Linked DNA regions of Homo sapiens: region 2 is linked to region 1. The links are chromatin contacts, found by Hi-C or POLR2A ChIA-PET in ENCODE. All regions are on one chromosome and are shown on one strand. The core of a region is the stretch at or near the end of the contact, and the rest is flanking DNA. Distances in the headings are between cores, read along the strand shown. Region 1 holds the start of POLH (DNA polymerase eta). Region 2 holds the start of PEX6 (peroxisomal biogenesis factor 6).

What was found. A loop is a pair of places that touch in the nucleus more often than their neighbours do. ChIA-PET counts read pairs that join two places held with the same protein, here RNA polymerase II (POLR2A). Pooled maps may share reads with other maps.
Region 2: a loop to region 1 is called in a pooled map, with 7 times the contacts of the local background. The contact joins the promoter of PEX6 here to the promoter of POLH in region 1. A Hi-C loop is called at or near these places in 2 of 37 single-sample maps with no recorded cell type and 8 of 50 pooled maps. POLR2A ChIA-PET finds 5 or more read pairs at or near these places in 2 of 52 experiments (AG04450 and activated CD4-positive, alpha-beta T cell).

The regions. Positions count from the first base shown.
Region 1 is chr6:43,572,823-43,580,631 of GRCh38, forward strand. It overlaps POLH (DNA polymerase eta), which reads left to right and starts at 3,363. Exons shown (of 11, transcript NM_006502.3): 1 at 3,363-3,618. XPO5 (exportin 5) reads right to left here and starts at 3,216. Exons shown (of 32, transcript NM_020750.3): 1 at 2,938-3,216; 2 at 658-779. The coding sequence starts at 3,042. RefSeq lists a silencer at 3,163-3,362 and enhancers at 3,383-3,632, 4,961-5,461.
Region 2 is chr6:42,976,568-42,984,376 of GRCh38, forward strand. It overlaps PEX6 (peroxisomal biogenesis factor 6), which reads right to left and starts at 2,614. Exons shown (of 17, transcript NM_000287.4): 1 at 1,702-2,614. The coding sequence starts at 2,583. It overlaps LOC124900215 (a long non-coding RNA gene), which reads right to left and starts at 7,747. Exons shown (of 2, transcript XR_007059580.1): 1 at 7,265-7,747; 2 at 3,975-4,276. RefSeq lists enhancers at 1,874-2,815, 2,976-3,025, 7,782-7,809 and silencers at 2,186-2,565, 3,220-3,416, 4,655-4,873.

The DNA of each region.
Region 1 (7,809 bases), core at 2,113-4,612:
TACCACACGTCAGCTTTGCCTCATGATTTTATTGATGGGCCAAAAGTGAATATACATCTAGGTCAACTGCAACAATGTACTTGCTTTTCAGAAAATGCAGTTTTGACATCAGTCATTTTCTGTGCTGGCTTACAAAACAATTCTGGAAAAACTATGGCTAAGTCTTAAAGGCTACCTCTTCTGATAGGTGTTGAGGGTAGGACAATCAAGTTAGGATGGGTTTTCAGTTATTCTCATACAATCCTGCTTTGGATGTACCACCCAGAGAAGGCACACAAACTCAGAAAGACAGAGAGAAAAAAGAAAGCCACAGTGCCTAATCAGAGATTCATTGACCTATACATTGCATTACTCTAAAAAGGCTTCGAGGGCTAATGACATATAGTCAGAGCTCAGTAAGTATTGGCTAAATGGCAGGTAATATTTGTTGAATGGGTAATATGTACCACACACTTTACATGGATGAAGAAACTGAAGAAAAGAAAGGTTAAATCTTGAATGAGAGCTCCTGTGAGGTTCTGATAACATCTAGGGGATCATTCCTCTCTTCTTGGAGATTGCTCTTCTCTACTCACCTAAACAGCATCTCTATAGGTTATATAAGATATAAAGATCTGTTCTCTCAGACTTCAGTGGTAATGTCCAAGAGCTCCTTACTTGACAACGTGTTCCAGGATCTGAAGGCCAAAATGTCTGACGATGGCAACTTGTGTTTTCTCAGCCAACCTCAAGCCACAGGGGACACAGATAGGACACTTTTCTTTAAACTCCTCACAAAACTGAAAGAAGAAAAGTTAGTGTTTCCTTTCGAGGGCTGAGAGAATAGGGACTAAAAGAATTTCATCTTAAGAAACTCCAACCAGGGCCGGGTGCGGTGGCTCACACCTGTCCCAGCACTCTGGGAGGCTGAGATGGGTGGACTACTTGAGTCTAGGAGTCTGAGACTAGCCTAGGCAACATGGCGAAACCCCATCTCTATTAAATATATATATATATATATATTTTTTTTTTTTTTTTTTGAGACGGAGTCTCACTCTGTCGCCCAGGCTGGAATGCAATGGCATGATCTCGGCTCACTGCAACCTCTGCTTCCCAGGTTCAAGCAGTTCTCCTGCCTCAGCCTCCTGAGCCCATGTAGCTGGGACTACAAGTGCACGCCACCACACCCAGCTAATTTTTGTATTTTTAGTAGAAACAAGGTTTCATCATGTTGACCAGGCTGGTCTTGAACTCCTGACCTCAGGTGACCCACCTGCCTTGGCCTCCCAAAGTGCTGGGATTACAGGCGTGAGCCACTGTGCCCGGCCCACTAAAAATATTTTTTTAAATTAGCCGGGCATGGTGGCAGGTGCCTGTAATCCCAGCTACTCAGGAGGCTGAAGTGGTAGGAGAATCACTTGAGCTCGAGAAATCAAGGCTGAAGTGAGCCGAGATCTCACCACTGCACGCCAGCCTGGACAACCAGAGTGAGACCCTACTCAAAAAGAAACTCCAACCTAAGCTATATGTTTAAAGTTGCAAAACCTAGATCAATATTATGTGGATCTCCAAGCACAGTTGCTTTAAAAATATATATTTAATATAAAAATAAAAATATAAAATATATAAAAGTTACACATATATAACATTTCCTCCAAGTGGTGTTCACTCTATTTTATGTGTATATATTATATATATATTATGAATAAAGAACTGATAAACATTCCTTCCAGCGTGATGGTTCCAGATTTTTTCCATGCTACGGCCAACAGTAGCCCTACTAGTGTTGGAAAAAAATGGACACAAAGGAATAAGAAATTATTTGTTAGAGACATCCCCCTGACGTACATAGGGGTGAAATAACAATTTCTAGGGTTTCTTTTAAAAACCTTCGAGGCAGGGAGAGAGGATAGGCGGTGGAAAAAGTAAATGCGGTAAAATCTTTGATTGCTGAATTTAGGTGACAGGAACATGCAGAATCACTGTCGTATTCTCTCCACTTTTGTGTCTATTTTAAATATTAATAATAAAAACCAAACTAATGGAACCCAATTGTTTCTGATTCCAAACCCTGTGGCAGACATCTACATATTGTAACATTTCCTCCAAGTGGTGGTCACTCTCTTTTTTGAAGTTAACATCACTTTAAAAATGTACAGCACAAGTATTTTCTCCTAAATGGCCATTTCTCACAGCCCACACACGTTGTTTTATGGGCAAGTAAGCTTGAATTGTATTAACACCCCCAAACTGCAACATAAGTCAGTCCCAAGAGCAGAGCATTCGGGTCTCACGCAAACTACTTTCAGGAAACCAAAGTGCCCTTGTTAAAATGCAAAGTAAGTGGTAGAAGTTATCTTTGCGCAAAATAGCCTAAAAATATTACACTCAAAAACATGGGAGAAGTAGGGGTGCGAGAATTTCCCCGGAAAATGTCCAAGACACAAACGAAAGTTAGCGAGATGTTAAAGCATATAAGCATAAGGGTACCAGAGGGGCTGGAGCTCGGTCAGGGCCAGGGGAGTGGGCCAGCAGGAAAACGTTTAGTGCAGGAGAGACCATAAAGAACGAAGCTGGTGTTGGGGGCGGGATCTACACGTGCGCCTCGGGAAGGCGAGGGGATGTCGGGCTTGGGGAATGAAAATGGGCGAGGGTCATGTTGCGGACAAGAGTGCACAGAAGCGAGGAAAGGGGGAGGAGAGGGCTGTGGGAAGCTGCGGCGAGATGAGAAGCAGCATAGGGACCGGAGTGTCCCAGGCAAAGGACAGGAGCGGCGAGTAGAGAAGGCGGCGATTTGGGAGAGGCGCGGAGGGCCGCGAGGGGAAGGTCCCGGGGAGTTGGGAAAGGAGGTCCAGGGGCCGCGTGGGCGGGAGACTACCCCAGTTACAGGCGGCGCCGGAGCTGCTGGGGCTGGGAGAGGGTGTCGGGACCGGCCCAGGACGCCAGGACCCCAGCTACCTTGAGGGCTTCCAGCCGGTAGCGCTGGGTGGAGTTGGGGTCCATCATGACCGTCACCGCTTTCACCAGCTGCTCGCACAGCGCGTTTACTTGATCCATCGCCATGCCTAGCGCCACGCGCCGAGAGCGCACACCACTGCAGTCCCGGGACCACGAGGCACGACAGCTCCCTCGGCGAGACCACCCGTTGGTACCGGGCCGCGGCGGGCGGCGGGGGTGGGAAGCTGGAGGAGGAGCGTTAGCAGCAACTCGCGCTGGGAAGAAGCCGGCGCTGCGCACGCGCCCGGCCCGCCACTGCGCACGCGCCCGCGGAAGTGGCGGCTCCCGTGTGCAGGTTGAGCCTAGGTGGGCGGGGCGGGAGGCGGAAGGGCCGCGGTGCGCAGCCGCGTCAACGGCCCTTCGCAGCGGGCGCGCTGTCAGACCTCAGTCTGGCGGCTGCATTGCTGGGCGCGCCGCTCTCGTCTGATCCCTGCTGGGGACGGTTGCCCGGGCAGGATCCTTTACGATCCCTTCTCGGTTTCTCCGTCGTCACAGGGAATAAATCTCGCTCGAAACTCACTGGACCGCTCCTAGAAAGGCGAAAAGATATTCAGGAGCCCTTCCATTTTCCTTCCAGTAGGCACCGAACCCAGCATTTTCGGCAACCGCTGCTGGCAGTTTTGCCAGGTGTTTGTTACCTTGGTAAGAAAATTTAGAACCGTTCGCTGTCACTGTGTTCAGACTTTCTATGTTGCCTTGGCTATTGGTTTTATAATGTAGCAGTGACTGGGCCAAGGTTGCGTGAAATATAAATCATGCTAACAGGGATAAGGCCCTGGTACTGTCTTCTAAGATTTTTCTTGTAGAAAAAAGTATGTTTTTCCCTGTAGTTGTTAAACCTCTCTCTTGGAATTACTTTCCTGGATGTATTATTACCTGGTGGGCACTAAACTTGTTTTGTGCGGATTGGGGTAACTCGAGATGTTTAAAGGGAATAATTGCAATCAGTGAAGGTTTGTGCAGTTTTGATAATTGGCCAAGTGCTATGTATAAGGTTTCAAAGTAGTGTAATCCTTATCCAAAAGCATGGCTTGGGCAGAAAGTCTTCTTCATTTTCCATCTTTATAAAGCTCTTGGCCGGGCGCGGTGGCTCACGCCTGTAATCCCAGCACTTTGGGAGGCGGAGGCGGGCGGATCACCTGAGGTCAGGAGTTCGAGACCAGCCTCACCAACATGGTGAAACCCCGTTTCTACTAAACATACAAAAATTATGTTTGCATTTTTAGTATTTTTATACAGGCGTGGCGGTGCGCGCCTGTAATCCCAGCTACTCGGGAGGCTGAGGTGGGAGAATCGCTTGAACCCGGGAGGCGGAGGTTCAGTGAGCCGAGATCGCGCCTTTGCACTCCAGCCTGGGCGACAGAGCGAAACTCCGTCTCAAAAATAAATAAATAAAGCTCTTGCTTTCTCCAGTAAATACATAAACGGAAAACCTCAACAGCTTTATTATCTGTTAAAGTCTGCATGTCTGTTTTTGTGATTGTGTGCTTAGTAAATTGTGTGCTGAACATAAATCACTGCTTCCTATTCTTGCTCCACTTCTGGTATTTGGATCTAATATGGTGCTTAGCCTGTGTTTTTTTGTGTTACAATACTATTTGTTGGCTCAGTCTGTTCCAGTACTACTGAAAAGCCACTTCAAAGTAGAGGGACTTCTGGCATGTTATAGTTTTAACTTGTAAATGTTTAAAGTATCACATTCTGCCTGTTTTAGGCGTGGTCGATTGGAATTTATAAGGAATTAATGCTTTGACTGCTCTGATTTTAATTATTTTTCTTTCCACTCACCTTCCTGCTTTGCAGTTGTAAGACGTTTTTTTTTTCAAGGTGAATGTTAGTTTTTGAAAAACTTTTTTTAGAATACAGTTGGGTGCTCACTCAACTGTATAACCTGTGTTTCTCGTATTTAAATCATGGATTGCTGGTGTTTCGATTGTCTTATTTAGGTCTTGGCTCCCAAACTGCTGCATATTGGAATTACCTGGAGAGCTTTTAAAAATCCCCGGCCTGGCGCGGTGGCACACGCCTGTAATCCCAGCACTTTGGGAGGCCGAGGCGGGCGGATCACGAGGTCAGGAGATCGAGACCATCCTGGCTAACACGGTGAAACCCCGTCTCTACTAAAAATACAAAAAATTAGCCGGGCGGGGTGGCACGCGCCTGTAGTCCCAGCTAATGGGGATGAGGCAGAGGAATCACTTGAAACCGGGAGATGGAGGTTGCAGTGAGCTGAGATCTCACCACTGCACTTCAGCCTGGGTGACAGACGGAGACTCTGTCTAGGAAAAAAAAAAATCCCCATGCTAGGCCGAGCGCGATGGCTCACGCCTGTAATCCCAGCACTTTGGGAGGCCGAGGTGGGTGGATCGCCTAAGGTCAGGAGTTAGAGACTAGCCTGGCCAACATGGTGAAACCCAGTCTCTACTCGAAATACAAAAATTAGCCGGGCGTGGTGGCGTGCGCCTGTAATCCCAGCTACTCAGGAGGCTGAGGCAGGAGAATCGCTTGAACCCGGGAGGCGTAGGTTGCAGTGAGCCGAGACTGTGCCATTGCACTCCAGCCTGCGCAACGAGAACGAAACTCTAACTCAAAAACAACAACAACAACAAAAAACTCATGCCCAGGTCATACCCATACCAATTAAGTTAGTATATATAGTTGTGGAAGTCAAATATCAGTAGTATTTAAAGCAGCCTGGCGGGGGGACAAGAGCGAGACTTTGTCTCAAAAAAAAAAAAGTGTCATGGTCATGAAAAACAAGGAACAACCGAGGAAATGCCACAGATTGGGGGGCAGTAAAGTATGTAGTTAATAATATGCCAATGTTCATTTTTAAATTTTGGTAATTGTGTTAAGTAAGATGTTAACATCAGGAAACTGGGAGTAGGAGAACTCTACCATTTTTGCGATTTTCTGTAAGTCTAAAAGTATTTCAGAGTAAAAGGTTGACATTTTTCATGAATGCTATGATGTTATATATTATTTTCTCCTTCTCTTTTCTCTGAATTTATACTTGAGATTTGTCTGTCAACTGATTCCGTATTGGTTCTCTTCCCCTGGTGATGTGCATTTTAATTTCCATTTCCCCATGACTAATGATGGTGAGCCTATTTTTATGTGCCAATTGGCTATGTTTGTATTTTGTGGTTAGTTCTTTTAAGGATAAGTATTTTTAAAGCTTTTAATACCTATTGCCTTCATAAAATTGTACTAATTTATCCTTATGCCAGCAGTACAGGTTGAGTATCTGTGATATTGTGATATATGTATGTTAGTTTTTGTCCACGGTTCCTAGCTCATAACTCCCCTAGCTTTCGTTATAATGTTGGAGCTCTTGAAGCAAGCCTCAGAAAACAGAATCTCTCTCTGGCCTTCTGCCCTCCTTTCACCTGCCCAAAGCAGGACTCTAATCTTCCCCTGCCTTTCTGATTATGGGTCATAAGACTTTCATTTCAGAAGAGTTCCTACCCCATACCCTGGAGAAAGGAATGCTACCCAGAGAGGCCAGGAAGAATCTGGACAGGCCTTGCTGGGTTTCCCCAGTCTATTAGTATTAGATCATATCTTTTTTGTCCAGTCACATTTCTACACGGATGTCAGTCATGCCTATCCAATGAAGTTTCCATAAAAGGCCCAAGAGGAGAGGGTTCGAAGAGCTGCTGGATAGGAGCAAAAGGAAGTTCCTGGAGAGTGGTGTTCCCAGGGAGGGCATGCCTTGCCATGTGTATCTCTTCATCTGTATATCCTTTATAATAAACTAGTAAATTTGATTACCTGAGTTCTGTGAGCCACTCTGGCAAATTAACTGAACCCAAAGAGGGGCTCATGAGATTCCCAATTTATATCCAGTCAGTTAGAAGCACAGGTAAAACAACCTGTGGCTTGTGATTGGCATCAGAAGTAGGGGGCAGTCTTGTGGGACTGAGCCATCAACCTGTGAGATCTGACGCTTTCTCCAGGTAGATAATGTCAGACTCGAATTGGAGGATACCCACTTGGTGTCTGCTGCAGAATTGATTGCTTGTTTGTTGGTGGGGAGAAATCCTCACACATTTGGTCACAGAAGTCTACCTTATTGATTGTTGTTGAGTGAAAGAATCTTTTTTTTTTTTTTTTAAATTTATTTTTTTATTGATAATTCTTGGGTGTTTCTCACAGAGGGGGATTTGGCAGGGTCATGGGACAATAGTGGAGGGAAGGTCAGCAGATAAACAAGTGAACAAAGGTCTCTGGTTTTCCTAGGCAGAGGACCCTGCGGCCTTCCGCAGTGTTTGTGTCCCTGATTACTTGAGATCAGGGATTGGTGATGACTCTTAACGAGCATGCTGCCTTCAAGCATCTGTTTAACAAAGCACATCTTACACCGCCCTTAATCCATTTAACCCTGAGTGGACACAGCACATGTTTCAGAGAGCACAGGGTTGGGGGTAAGGTCACAGATCAACAGGATCCCAAGGCAGAGGAATTTTTCTTAGTGCAGAACAAAATGAAAAGTCTCCCATGTCTACTTCTTTCTACACAGACACGGCAACCATCCGATTTCTCAATCTTTTCCCCACCTTTCCCGCCTTTCTATTCCACAAAGCCGCCATTGTCATCATGGCCCGTTCTCAATGAGCTGTTGGGCACACCTCCCAGACGGGGTGGTGGCCGGGCAGAGGGGCTCCTCACTTCCCAGTAGGGGCGGCCGGGCAGAGGCGCCCCTCACCTCCCGGACGGGGCGGCTGGCCGGGCGGGGGGCTGACCCCCCAACCTCCCTCCCGGACGGGGCGGCTGGCCGGGCAGAGGGGCTCCTCACTTCCCAGTAGGGGCGGCCGGGCAGAGGCGCCCCTC
Region 2 (7,809 bases), core at 1,364-3,863, 600 kb before region 1:
GGCCAGGCTGGTCTCGAACTCCTGACCTCAAGTGATCTGCCTGGCTCAGCCTCCCAAAGTGCTGGGATTACAGGCATGAGCCACTGCGCCTGGCCTTTTTTTTTTTTACACAATGAAGGTTTATTTTTTTGTCACTCTTATGTCTGTTATGGCGAACTGGTGAGTCTTTACTCAGTAACCCATGGAAATGGAACAACTATTATCTGTTCTACAACTTTCTTCTTGAAGTAAAGGCAGAAACCAAAAACTTTCCTTGGATGTATTTAATAAAATATTAAAACTAAACACCAGGCACCAAAGATAATAAAGACTCCTTTCCTTCAAGGTATTTACAATATATAATTGGGGATTAAACAGATTATGTAATCATAACAAGATAGAATAAAATAAATGCCATAAAAAAGATAGAAAATGCTATAGGAGGAAGTTCTAAATTCGTGGCTGTGAGATCATGAAAGGCTTTGTGATAAAGGTGTCATCTTTAGATGGCTCTTGAGGGAAAGGAGGGTAGGATTTTAACAGATGAGGCTAGAATAATAGGAAACAATTTGAAGTCAAGGATAAGAATGAGCAAAAGCACAGAGACATCATCCTCCATATTATAAAGCACAATACTGAATACATTGTAGCAATTCAATAAACTAATTAGATTGAGTAGATTAACATACACATCTGAAACCTCACTTTTTTTTTTTTTTTTTTTTACACAGAATTTCGCTCTGTCGTCCAGGCTGGAGTGCAGTGGTGTGATCTGGGCTCACTGCAACCTCCACCTCCCAGGTTCAAACAATTCTCCTGCCTCAGCCTCCCAAGTAGCTGGGATTACAGGCATGCACCACCACACCCAAACTTCACCTTTCACCTGAATGGATGAAAGCCTTTTGTATGCCCCACTACATTATGGAGGCTTATGATATTTTGATTACAGAATATGGATCAATAGGCCGGGTGAGGTGGCTCACGCCTGTAATCCCAACACTTTGGGTGGATCACCTGAGGTCAGGAGTTCGAGACCAGCCTGACCAATACGGTGAAACCCCGTCTCTACTAAAAATTACAAAAATTAGCCGGGCGTCGTGGCGCGAGCCAGTAGTAGGAGGCTGAGACAGGAGAATCGCTTGAACCTGGGAGGCGGAGGTTGCAGTAAGCCGAGATCGCATCACCACATTCCAGCCTGGGTGACAGAGCAAGACCCCATCTCAAAAAAAAAAAAAAAAAAAAAAAAAGGAAAGAAAGAAAAAGAAAATAGATAAATGAGGCTAAGAAACATTATGCTTTTTTTTTTTTTTTTTTGAGACAGAGTTTCACTCTTATCGCCCAGGCTGGAGTCCAATGGCGCGATCTTGGCTCACCGCAACCTCCGCCTCCCAGGTTCAAGCGATTCTCCTGCTTCAGCCTCCCAAGTAGCTGGGATTAGAGGCATGCACCACCACGCCCGGCTAATTTTACATTTTTTTAGTAGAGACGGGGTTTCTCCATGTTGGTCAGGCTGGTCTCGAACTCCCGACCCCAAGTGATCCGCTCGCCTCGGCCTCCCAAAGTGCTGGGATTACAGGCGTGAGTCACCGCGCCCGGCTAGAAACATTATGTTCAAAGTCCGGGATGATATGGGGCACGAGTCCTAAATCTTCCAATTTACCTAAGACAGAGAAGAGGGTATAAGAAAGAGGAAGCACTCCTGACCCCAGTCCTTTATCCTACCTGAATTCTGAGCTCTCCCATTTCCAGGGGGTCACAGCCAAGATTAAAAGCCAAAGTGGCAGGGACAAGCGCCAGTCCGTCAGCGAGGGGCTCTCCCAGCGGTCCAGAGCCGGGTCCCAGTCTATCAGAGAGGTCCCAGCGAGGTTCTAGGACCTGCACCCTAGCCAAGTGCGGCTGTGAAGTGTTCGATGACTCTCTGGCCTGGGCCACCCACACCCATTCGCCCTGGAAGAGGCCAAGGCCACGGAGACAGCTCCGGCTCACCCCTAGTGAATCTCCAGTCCCTCCCAGAACTCCCTGGAGTCGCCGCACTGTGCCAGAAACCGCAAAGGAGGACACCACGGGCGGGGGTGGGGGCCGACTGCTGTCCCCAGACTCTGGACACAGTCTGGCCCGCCCGCGGAGCTCAGTCACAGCCAGCCGAGTCCCTGGGCCCAGCAGCCCTTGCAACGCCGGCCGCGTCTCCAGCACCCGCGGTCCGGGCACTGGGAGGGTCTCTCCGCGCCTCACCAGCAGCGGCCCGACTCGCGGTCCGAGCCCAGGCCCCAGCGAGGTGCCAAGCAGTGCCCAACCTAGCGCCGGGGGCCGCCGCACCGCCCGCGCCCGCACCCAGGCCCCGGAGCCCAGTGCCAGGAGCCGCAGCAGCGCGCGGCTAACCAGTAGCTGCGGCGGCCCGGGACCCTGCTCTTCGGTGCCCGCGTCCGGCCCCTCCAGGGCTGCCACCAGCAGCGCCGGCCCTGCCGGGCTCTCCCCTGCAGGCCTCAGGGCCAGCACCAGGCCCAGCTCCGCCGCCGGCCACGGGCCCCCGGGTGGCAGCAGCACTGCCAACGGGGGTGTCTCGGTCGGAAAGGGCTCCAGGACCCGCAAGACAGCCAGCGCCATGGTGACAGGACACCAACGAGGAGGGTGAAGGAGCGCAGCTTCCGGAGCCAGAGAGCCAGACGACTAGTGTGCGCGAGGGCCGCTTCCGCTTCCGTCAGGGGAGGCCAGAGGAAAAGGGGAGGGGGGTCGGGTGCCGCGAACTTGCTCTGAGGGGGTTAGCTGCGCCTCGGATTGATCTGCGTCGTGCCTCGATAGGCAGTAACCTTCATCGCTGCGGTTGCGTAGCGTTTACCCATGCGCCATTTGAACTTGTGCTTAAGGGATTTATCTTTGCCTTCTACGGAAGTAATGTTCTCTTAACTATTTTTCCCCGTGGCATGAACGTAACAGTTTATTGACTGATAAATGAACAGTCAGCATGCTCGGGATGACTGGGCCCAGTACTGGGAGCTCTAGGTGAAATGTTTCGGAAGGAGTCCGCTCCTCTGCGGAGCTCCTGCAGCTTCCCCTGTGGAACTGTGAGCACTGAGGTTTGAGGGTTGCAGGAAAGGTTGCAGGAGGGAGTAGCAGGATTAGAAAACTGTCTCACACTTGCTTATAGGTATATAGTGGCTGCTGAGTGAATTACTAGATGTGATTCATACAGCCCTGGAGTGCTTGGTGCCACCACACATGTTCCAGCACATCTGGCACAAAACCCATGTTCCAGGACTTCTTGCCCTGTTCATTGTTCTGTTTGTTTTACTCCCACCAAACTTAAGTTGAAGACAAAACAGCTTTTCTTTCACCCCCCCCCCCCAAATCCTTGCAGATCGGAAACCCATTCACTTTCTATCCTAGAGCGGGGCAGGCAGCAGAGCAGGCAGAAGGAAAGGAGTTCAAGGCTTCTGTCAGCATAACACCAACAGTCGACTTCCTGCGTGTGCTGTTATTTAGATTCCATCCTTCTCTTCACCTCCACTGTTCTGTACAAGACACTCAGCTAGTGGTAGGCCACATTTCCTTTTTTATGGCAACAGGGTCCTACTCTGTCACCCAGGTTGGAGTACAGTGGCACGATCCCCATTCATTGCAGCTTCTACCGTCCCAGGCTCAAGTGATCTCCCACCTCAGCCTCCCGAGTAACTGTAGCCGGGACCACAGGCACACGCCACCATACCCAGCCAATTTTTTTTTTGAGACGGAGTTTCGGTCTTGTTGCCCAGGCCAGAGTGCAATGGCACGATCTCAGCTCACTGCAATCTCCGCTTCCCAGGTTCAAAGAATCTCCTGCCCCAGCCTCCCAAGTAGCTGAGATTACAGGTGTGTGCCACCACACCCAGCTAATGTTGTATTTTCAGTAGAGACGGGGTTTCACCCTGTTGGTCAGGCTGGTCTCGAACTCCTGGCTTCAAGTGAGCCACCTGCTTACGCCTCCCAAAGTGCTGGGATTACAGGCATGAGCCACTGCGCCTGGACTAATTTTTTATTTTTTGTAGAGACAGAGTTTCTCTGTGTTGCCTAGGCTGGTCTCAAACTCCTGGTCTGAAGAGATCCTCAGGCCTCAGCCTCCCAAAGTGCTGGGACTACAGGCATAAGCCATCATGTCCCACTGCATTTCCAATTATTAACAATTATTTTCACTTACAATAAATGAATTGGATGGTGCCAATCTCCATTTTCTAGACCTTACATTCTCTTTCAGCTACTGCTCAGCTTTCTCCATCTCTCCTTTCTTCTTGAGGCAGTCTTCTATTTTGTACATTATACATTCCTGAAAATTTGAAAGACAAATATATGAAAACTATTAGATTTGCATATTATAAGGGGCTGGGCGCAGTGGCTCATGGCTGTAATCCCAGCACTTTGGGAGGCCAAGTGGGTGGACTGCTTGAGGCCAGGAGTTTGAGACCAGCCTGGCCAACATGGTGAAACCCCGTCTCTACTAAAAATACAAAAATTAGCTGGGTATGGTGGTGTGTGCCTGTAGTCCCAGCTACTCGGGAGGCTGAGGCAGGAGAATGGCGTGAAGCCGGGAGACAGAGCTTGCAGTGAGCCGAGACTGCGCCACTGCACTCCAGCCTGGGTGACAGAGTGAGATTCCGTCTCAAAAAAATAAATAATAGAAAAAAATAAATAAAATAGCATGCAAGAATGTACTAACCAGGAACCATGGCTTGTGTCTATAATCCCAGCTATGGGGAGGCTGAGGCAGAAGGATCACTTGAACCCAGGAATTTGAGGCTATGATTGTGCCACTGCACTCCAAGTGGGTGACAGAGCAAGACCTTGTCTCTTAAAATATATAAAATTAAAAGAAAAAAAAACTAAATAAAGAATGTTCTAGGTACCTAGATTCACATGGATGAAAGTTCCCATTTGGTAGTGCTACTATATGTTTCTTGGTCCCCTATGTCCCAGAGGAACCAAGGGCTAGATAGATGGTACATGGGCCTAAAGAGGATATGCCTGCTTTCCTCAGTAGCAGGCAAGCTCTAGGCCTCAGGACTATAGTGCTCCTTGAGGCCTTGGAGATGGGTAAAAACATCAGTTATCTTGCCTGGATCAGCACTCATACAGACACAAATACCCACCCACAAATAAATGTCCTTTTCTCCCAAGCTTTTCTCCCAGCAGGTAACAGCGGGCATGTAGTCCACTTTGTGTTACCCTGAAATCGTCATTAGTCACCGAAAGCCAAATACTACTTCTGTAAGATCGCCAGGACCCTACATTTGCCATCTTCACTTCCTCACCTCTTGATGCTCACTCTTCCACTCACTAAAAACGGTCTTCCACTCTCTGAAAAAATCACCCATAATCTTCTAATTGCAGAATCAAGATGATGCTGTTCTTTCTCTGACACTACTGACCAATTGTCTTTTATTTCCTTTGCCATTATGACACCAGTTGTCCTCCTACAACTCTGATCACTTCCAGAAATCATCCTCAACTCTTCCCTTTCCGTTACCGTCCCCCCCACAATACAATGAATCACCATATCCTGTTGATTCTACACATTTTCATGCTCCATCCTCTCTTCTCCATCCCCACGGCCACTGTCTTGTAACATTGCTCTCCTGGGTACCTGGGTAAGGGACACAGGTTTTGTGTTTTTTTTTTTTTTTTTCAGATGGAGTCTTGCCCTGTCGCCCAGGCTGGAATGCAATGGTGCGATCTCGGCTCACTGCAAACTCCACCTCCCGGGTTCAATGGATTATCCTGCCTCAGCCTCCTGAGTAGCTGGGATTACAGGCACCCACCGTCATGCCTGGCTAATTTTTGTATTTTTGTAGAGACGGGGTTTTGCCATGTTGGCCAGGCTGGTCCTGAACTCCTGACCTCAGGTGATCCGCCCTCCTCAGTCTCCCAAAGTGCTGGGATTACAGGCGTGAGCCACTGCGCCTGACCTTTTTTTTTTTTAAGACTAAATATTTTATTTTATATAGAATTTTAAAAATTTATTTTTTGTACATGAATAAGTTCTTTAGTGGTGATTTATGAGATTTTGATGCAGCCATCACCCAAGCAGTGTATACTGTACCCAATGTGTAGTATTTTTTTTTTTTTTTGAGACGGAGTCTTGCTCTGTCGCCCAGGCTGGAGTGCAGTGGCATGATCTAGGCTCACTGCAACCTCTGCCTCCCGGGTTCACGCCATTCTCCTGCCTCAGCCTCCCGGGTAGCTGGGACTACAGGCGCCTGCCACCACGCCCGGCTATTTTTTTGTATTATTTTAGTAGAGACGGGGTTTCATCGTGTTATCCAGGATGGTCTCGATCTCCTGACCTCGTGATCCGCCCGCCTCGGCCTCCTAAAGTGCTGGGATTACGGGCGTGAGCCACCGCGCCCGGCCTCCATTGTATCATTCTCATGCCTTTGCATCACAGGTTTCTTCTTTTTTTTTTGTAGACGGAGTCTTGCTCTGTCGCCCAGGCTGGAGCGCAGTGGCATGATCTCGGCTCACTGCAACCTCCACCTACCGGGGTCAAGTAATTCTCCTGCCTCAGCCTCCTACCGGGTTCAAGTGATTCTCCTGCTTCAGTCTCCCGAGTAGCTGGGACTACAGGCGCGCGCCACCACGCCCCGCTAATTTTTGTATTTTTCATAGAGGCATGGTTTCACCATGTTGGCCGGGATGGCCTCGATCTCTTGACTCGTGATCCGCCCACCTCGGCCTCCCAAAGTGCTGGGATTACAGGCGTGAGCCACCGCACCCTGTCTAATTTTTGTATTTTTAGTAGAAATGGGGTTTCACCACTATGGTCAGGCTGGTCTCAAACTCCTGACCTCGTGATCTGCCCACTTTGGTCTCCCAAAGTGTTGGGACTACAGGCGTGAGCCACCGAGCCTGGCCACAGGTTTATTCTTTTTGTCGTCATTGTTGCTGTTTTGAGACAGAGTCTTGCTCTGTCGCCCAGGCTGGAGTGCAGTGGTGTGATCTCGGCTCACTGCAACCTCCGTCTCCCGGGTTCAAGTGATTCTCCTGCCTCAGCCTCCCGAGTAGCTGGGATTACAGGCGTGCACCACCACACCCAGCTAATTTTTGTATTTTTAATAGAGACGGGGTTTCGCCATGTTGGCCAGGCTGGTCTCGAACCTCTGACCTCAGGTGATCCTCCTGCCTCAGCCTCCCAAAGTGTTGGGATTACAGGCGTGAGACACCGTGCCTGCCTGGTTTACATTCTCTCTTAATCCTTTGTTTATACACATCTGTGATTCACCAGACTGCGAACTCTTTGTGGGCATAAACTGAGTCTTACCCATTAGAACACGGACTTGAGCAGGGTGGCAAGTAAGGGATGGATTTCCTGAGACAGTCAACAATGAAGTTGCTTTTCCACTGCGTTCCCAACTGCTCAAATCTAGCTGGTTCCCCAATCCCAGTACACTTGCAGTAGCAACGGGGACCCTCTTCCTAAAGTTGCACCAAGCCAGGGATTCTCCACTCATTTCGCCCAGGTCCTAGCCCTGCCAGGCTTCCCCTTTGCTCCTCTGCAACCCCTGTCTAGGGAGGCGGGTGTCTTGGAAGGTCCTTGGGAGCTCCCTCCATCAATTTTGCATCTGCAATTAGGGCTACTTTACCCCAGTGAAGAAAGGTGCCCTCCGTATTAGGGCTTCCTTCCTCCAATTCCGACTGGACAGGGTAGCAGAGCGGGCAAAGTGTGAGAGCCTTTAGAAGGAAAGAGCAGGGCTCCAAGCGCCGCGAAGAATGGCCGAGGCCGACGCACAGCAGACGCTGGAGTGCAGCCCTCCTAGCCAAGCTTGGGTTTCCCCTTATCCCCGCCTCCTTCTCTAAGCTCGACCC